2 separate regions of the Homo sapiens genome follow, and region 2 is linked to region 1. Evidence: chromatin contacts called from ENCODE Hi-C or POLR2A ChIA-PET data. All regions are on one chromosome and are shown on one strand. Each heading gives the region's core, a stretch centred on a gene start or an enhancer-like site at or near the end of the contact. The rest is flanking DNA. Distances are from core to core; before and after follow the strand shown.

The links. A loop is a pair of places that touch in the nucleus more often than their neighbours do. ChIA-PET counts read pairs that join two places held with the same protein, here RNA polymerase II (POLR2A). Pooled maps may share reads with other maps.
Region 2: a map of CD14-positive monocyte shows a loop between it and region 1 (8-fold over the local background). The contact joins the promoter of ARVCF here to the promoter of UFD1 in region 1. A Hi-C loop is called at or near these places in 1 of 168 maps with a recorded cell type or tissue (CD14-positive monocyte), 1 of 37 single-sample maps with no recorded cell type and 11 of 50 pooled maps. POLR2A ChIA-PET finds 5 or more read pairs at or near these places in 4 of 52 experiments (CD8-positive, alpha-beta memory T cell, H1, PC-3 and 1 more).

Annotation. Positions count from the first base shown.
Region 1 is chr22:19,477,780-19,480,680 of GRCh38, forward strand. It overlaps UFD1 (ubiquitin recognition factor in ER associated degradation 1), which reads right to left and starts at 1,414. Exons shown (of 12, transcript NM_005659.7): 1 at 1,304-1,414. The coding sequence starts at 1,306. CDC45 (cell division cycle 45) reads left to right here and starts at 2,141. Exons shown (of 19, transcript NM_003504.5): 1 at 2,141-2,240; 2 at 2,379-2,438. The coding sequence starts at 2,190. RefSeq lists silencers at 1,181-1,250, 2,041-2,090 and an enhancer at 1,651-1,950.
Region 2 is chr22:20,015,285-20,018,185 of GRCh38, forward strand. ARVCF (ARVCF delta catenin family member) reads right to left here and starts at 1,539. Exons shown (of 20, transcript NM_001670.3): 1 at 1,305-1,539. It also overlaps a transcript of TANGO2 not described here. RefSeq lists a silencer at 1,431-1,830.

The DNA.
Region 1 (2,901 bases), core at 164-2,663:
GTTTACTAGCAACTCCAAAATTAGCAAGCTGAATTAGCCATCTCCCAAAATGCAAACATAGCATGTTCCCGCCTAAAATCTGGGATGGTTCTTTACTCCCTGGCACTCTAACACAGTAATTTCCAATCTTTTGTCTTTCTTCTTTTAAGCAGCATAACTGTTCAGCTAAATCTTGGCCAGAACCATAACACAGGAAATAGCGTTTCTGGGTGAACAAGGCCAGAACAGGGTAGGGGCTTGCTTCCCTTGAGTGCTTCTCACTAGCCAACCTATGTAAGCCATTTCTTCTCTTTGAATATAAAAGGTAAATCCGCACAAAGGGGCAACATACTTAACAACCTGCCTGCAGTTTACCCATGAACCCGACCTTCTGCCCCTTCTTTGCTGCTCCCGATCCCATCTCTCACTTTCCTTTTCAATCCCGAGACCTAGCACACTGCCTGGAACATATCAGGTATTCTTGAGTGGATGAACTCAAGAATAGAAATAAGCCAGGGTTTGACAGTGACACACTTGGGATAAAATCTAACAATCATTCCTTGTCTTTACTAAAATAAACAGGTGACAGGAAGACAATACCGTAGAGTGCTTTGCAGCCAGACAGACTTGGCTTCAACTCTCCAGTCCCTACTTCTGTGACTCGAATAAAGTACCTCTGTAAACGTTAGTTTTCTCATGTTTAAAATCATCATCATCCTTGCTTCCAAAGGGATTGTAGGGATTAAAAGAAATAAGCCGCGATGAGGGAGTACAGGTGTTAAAAGCTGTGTAACAGGAAATGTACCAGCAGGTATTAGCTTCCATCGTTATCATTACCGAACACAACACCGCTGTACAGATTCGAAGGCACGAACCCGTAGGCACGGAGCTCACGGAGCTGGGGCAAGAGCTGGGTGTCCCCCAAGAGCGGGGGATGCCCACTACGGATTCTCCCTGGGGAGCGCCCTGATTCTGTTCCCATCCCCAGCAACCTTGCAACTAACTTTGGGTTTATGGAAACCTGTTGCGCGTCCAGCACTTGGGAAACCCGTGAATGGACACAAACCTTCCTTTCTTTCGTCAAGGAGGGCAAGTCCGGCTGAGACAGAATGCGAGCCACGTTCAGGACCGGCGGACGCGACCACAGGCGGTTAGTGGTCAAGGGTCCTGCTTGTGCCCGGTGCGGCCGATGAGCCTGCAGGCCGGACTCAGGCCCGGGTGACTCGGCACCTCCGCCGCCGTCCCGCCCCGCCCTGCCCCGCCGGGCCCTACCTCAGGCCCCGGGCCAAGGCCCAGCCCCCGCCCGCTGCCCGTCAGCGCTTACCATGATGGACACCACCTGGCAGACTCCGCTCCTCTCAGGCAATGCAACGAAGAAACCCCGCCGACCGCTCTCCCAGCCGCCGCTGCCGCTGCCGCCGCGCCAAGCCGGTACGCCCCAGAGGCTCACCGGAAGTGCCGGACCCGAGACCCGGAGGGGGGGTGCCCGGGACAAAGCGTCGGCTGCAAAAGAGAAAAGGCCAGGCGAAGACGCTAGGCTCTAAAACACCCTCAGTAGAAGCATTAAAATGCCCTTTCGTGATTTATTTCCCCTTTTATAGGTATTTTTAAACGTTATTTTAAATTACGTGTTGACAGTATTCCCCTCCAGACGAATTTAGTAGGGCCCATTGTCCTTACGACTACACTACCCACAATGCACTACCCAGACTGCCTCTGCTTCAGCCATCGAGGACTCGGGCGGAACTAAGCTACAAATCCTTCTTCAAACCACACCAAAAACCTATTGCAAACGTAAATGCTGCCCCATTGGGTATGTGACTGAGTTTAATGTATGGTTAGAAGTATACTTTCCCTGAGGGTTCCCAGTGGGAGGCAGTAGGCTTCTCTTCCCAAAGTAAAGATGTCCGCCCAGCGTCGCTTTTCTGGGTAAAAGCGAGTCAGAGTTGAAGGGGGCAACAGTGTTTGCGTTCGGCCTCAGAGGTGACGCTTCTTTGGGGGCGGGCTGGAGTTTTCTGGCCGTGAATGGCAGAGCGCTAATGGCCGCCTCCAATGTGGCCCAATCAGAAAGAAAGGAAGGCTGGGAACTAAGAAGCTATTGGTTGGTGATCCCTGGACCAATCGGAGGAGCCGTGATTTGGCGGGAGTCTTGACCGCCGCCGGGCTCTTGGTACCTCAGCGCGAGCGCCAGGCGTCCGGCCGCCGTGGCTATGTTCGTGTCCGATTTCCGCAAAGAGTTCTACGAGGTGGTCCAGAGCCAGGTGACGCCCAGTCCGGGACCCCCGCCGAGGCCTTGCCGGTGGGGAAGGGATGAGGGGGAGCGACCGTGGGTGACCGGGAGGCAGGGGAGGGCCGGGGTTCGGGTCGCCGTGTTCAGCCGGTCTGCTCTTCCCCGATAGAGGGTCCTTCTCTTCGTGGCCTCGGACGTGGATGCTCTGTGTGCGTGCAAGATCCTTCAGGTGAGTTCTGCGGACCCTAGGAGGGCGGGGCCGGCGCGCGAGGTGAGGGTGCTGCGTGGGGGCGCAGGGCGGGCAGAGTGTCAGGATGGGTGCTGAGGGCTTAGGGTGGGAGAGGGAGCAGGGCAGGAGGTGAACAGCAAGTGAGAGGAGAGAGACTCGGAGGAGAGGTTGCCTCCCTGTCCCAACGGTGTGGGGTGGGATAAAGGATTAAGTAAAAGGTAAAGAGACTAGTTTGTATTTTTGCAATAAGCTATTAATATTAATAGGTGAACACAGCAGTTGCATTTGGGGGAAACTTTGGATCTGTCGTGGCCTCTCAAATGGGGGATTTGAGAGAGAGGAATCTGTGACAACTGTGGGTATAGTCGTGTCACAGGTGTTGCTGGGAATATGGGAGCCCCTAGTCTATTAGGGAAGATCGTTAGTTTGGTTTTGAATAGGGCATAGTATTTACGTTGTTTTG
Region 2 (2,901 bases), core at 289-2,788, 540 kb after region 1:
GGACAGGGGACAGCTGGGAGCAGACATTGCGGATAGGATGGGGCAAGACTGGGGGAAATGCCTTCCCAGACACGCTGCGGCTCACACTGTCGCCTGATCTAAGGCCTGGATCACCTGCTTAGGAGCTGACCGGCCACTGGCATGGCACACCGGGCAAGAGAGCGCTGACTGCCCCCCTGCATTCAGCACCATCCCAGCTCCAATAGAGTGAGTACAAGATAGGTAACACCTGCCTTGTTTGGACCAGACCTCTAAACACCGCCCAGATCCCAGAGTAAAGGCAGATAAGGCAGTAGTTAAGAAGTAGGAAGAAGTAAAGGCAGCTACCCCAGAGAAGCTAAGGTCGGGAGAGGTGGAGGCTCCCACTGCACCCCCCTGGCCCATACCATAGGGGAGGTTTCCCCCACAGCAGCCTGGGTACTCACCTGAGGTTATTAGACAGCAGCATTAAGAGCCTACTCTAAAAAATACCCACGGGGCACCTTTCTTTTCCTTATTTCTAAATATGCCTGGATGTAGGGAAAGGGAGCTGAAGTCCTTTAGTTCCATTTTAAGTATGTTACATTACACATAGCTAAGAAACGGTGAAATATTGTAAGCAGCCAATATTTAATTATTTAAAAATTAAAATAGGCTGGAGCTCTCAGGCCACCTGCCCAGGGCGACTCCCCAGCAAACCGAGCAGTCTCCCTCAGAGTGGAGATGACATGTCTCCGCACCGGCACCGAGGGGGCGCAGGGCGGCGTGGGGAGGGGGACCCAGGCCGGGGGTCCGGGTGGCGCGCCCTCTCTCACCCCCGAGGCGGCAGGAGCAGCGCGGCGCGAGGACACCTCCGGGCCGTCGGTGCCCCTGAGCTTCCCGGCGGCGCGCTGCCCCAGGAAAGTTCCCGGCCTGCCGCCCCTCGGGCTGTTGGAAAGTTTCGGCGGCTGCAGGGCCCTGGCAGCTAGGCGCCAAGCGTCGCGCGGGGCGGGCACGGCTGCGGGGTCGGGCCGCGCTCGGCTGGAGTGCTCAGTGCAAGACGCCCGGACGGGTAGGGTAGGGCCCCAAGGCCACGCACAAAGAGACCCGCCCCCGCCGGCCCGGGGTCTCGGACGCCGCAGAGCGCGCGGACAAGACGCGGGTGGGGCGGAGATTGGCTCCGACGTCCGGCCCAGACCCTCGCCCGGATCTCGACTCCAGGGATAGGACCCTGTCCGGACCGCTGCCCGGAATGCGTCCCATATCTGCAGCCCCGCCCCCAGTCCCGGCTCCGACCCGAGGCCCCAGCCCCGGGTCCCACACCCCGCCCACTGGCTCAGGCTTACCTGGAGCGCAGCGTGGGCGGCCCCGCAGCGCGGCCTCGGACCCCAGAAGGGCTTCCCCGGGTCCGTTGGCGCGCGGGGAGCGGCGTTCCCAGGGCGCGGCGCGGTGCGGCGCGGCGCGGGTCGCAGTCCACGCGGCCGCAACTCGGACCGGTGCGGGGGCCGCCCCCTCCCTCCAGGCCCAGCGCGCAACCCGAGACCCCGGGCCAGCCCTCCCGCCCTCACGCGGCCCGTGCGCAAAGCGGACCGGGCCGGCGACGCGAATCTCCGCCCCGCCCCATCTGACAGCAAATTTTCCCATTGGTCGAGAGACCCGGCGCGGCACGGCAACCGGCGCCGATTGGGCGGATGCGCGGAGATGACGGCTTGCCATTGGGCCTCCGGGATGTCAGTCCCGGCGGATGACCGGCCCCCTCGCGGAGGGGCCGCGGCCCCGCACCTGCCCGAACCTCTGCGGCGGCGGTGGCAGGGTACGCGGGACCGCTCCCTCCCAGCCGACTTACGAGAACATCCCCCGACCATCCAGCCCCGAGCAGGGACTGGCAGAGCCGGCGCCCCTTCCCCGGACTCTGGCCGCGTAGCCTCCGCCACCACTCCCAGTTCACAGGTATCCTTCTTCAGCGCCTGCTACTCGCTGCGCGCTGCGCGCCGCTCCCTCCTGTCGACATCGAATTGTATTCTTCACGCAAGCCGCGAGAGAGAGTTCTGCTGCTATCCCCATTTTACAGTTGGGAAACAGCCTCAGAGAGGTTCTCACTTGCTTGAACACAGTCGTCTGACCCTGGGGCCTGGGGGCTCTCTCATCCTCACGCCCCTGGGTCCCCGCAGCGGGGAGACGATGGAGGTAGGAGCTGCAGTATTTCCGAGGGCAGGAAGGGACCCCCTCGGTAAACCAGGGGCTCACCTCCCCCACCAGGCCTGGATGTAGAGACCTCTTGGGCTTGTCCCACCCTGCAGGCCCCCCATGGGGCCGCCCTTTCTTACCTCCTCCTGGCATTCTCACAGCCCCACAGCTCTGCGTCTGGGGAGGCAGAGTTGTGCGTTTATGCCCGCACCCCGTACTACTGTCCCATTTTCTTCACCCTACCTGGAGTCAGGAAGAAACGGTGCTTCACTGCCTGTTGAGATTCACGTAGGTTACATTTCCTTGCCAGATTAAGAGCACCTGACATGAGTGGGACCATGACCCTCCGCCAGCTCTGCGTAACCTTGTGGTGTAGGGGGGAACCAGCAGGGATGCTGCCCAGTGGGCTTTTCTAGGGGGAGGTCCTGAGATGACTTCTTAGCCAGTGACCCTGGCTCACGCATGCTGTCATCCTTTCCTGCCCTGGATGCACCTGGAGATGACCAGTTCCTCGGCTCATTGCATTCTCCAAGGCCGCCTGGGGAACCAAACTGCCCACAACCATGCTTATGAGTGGTGGAGGGGTGTGACCAGACACTCTTGTCTTATCCACCCATATTGGGAGTCCAGTGTGTTCATCCAATCATTCCTTGGCCAGGACAAAGAAAATGAAATGGCCCAAGGCAAGAACTCACTGCTGGGACCACCGCTGGGTCCATCTGTGTGCTGGCAGCATGGTGAATCGATCCCAGCTGC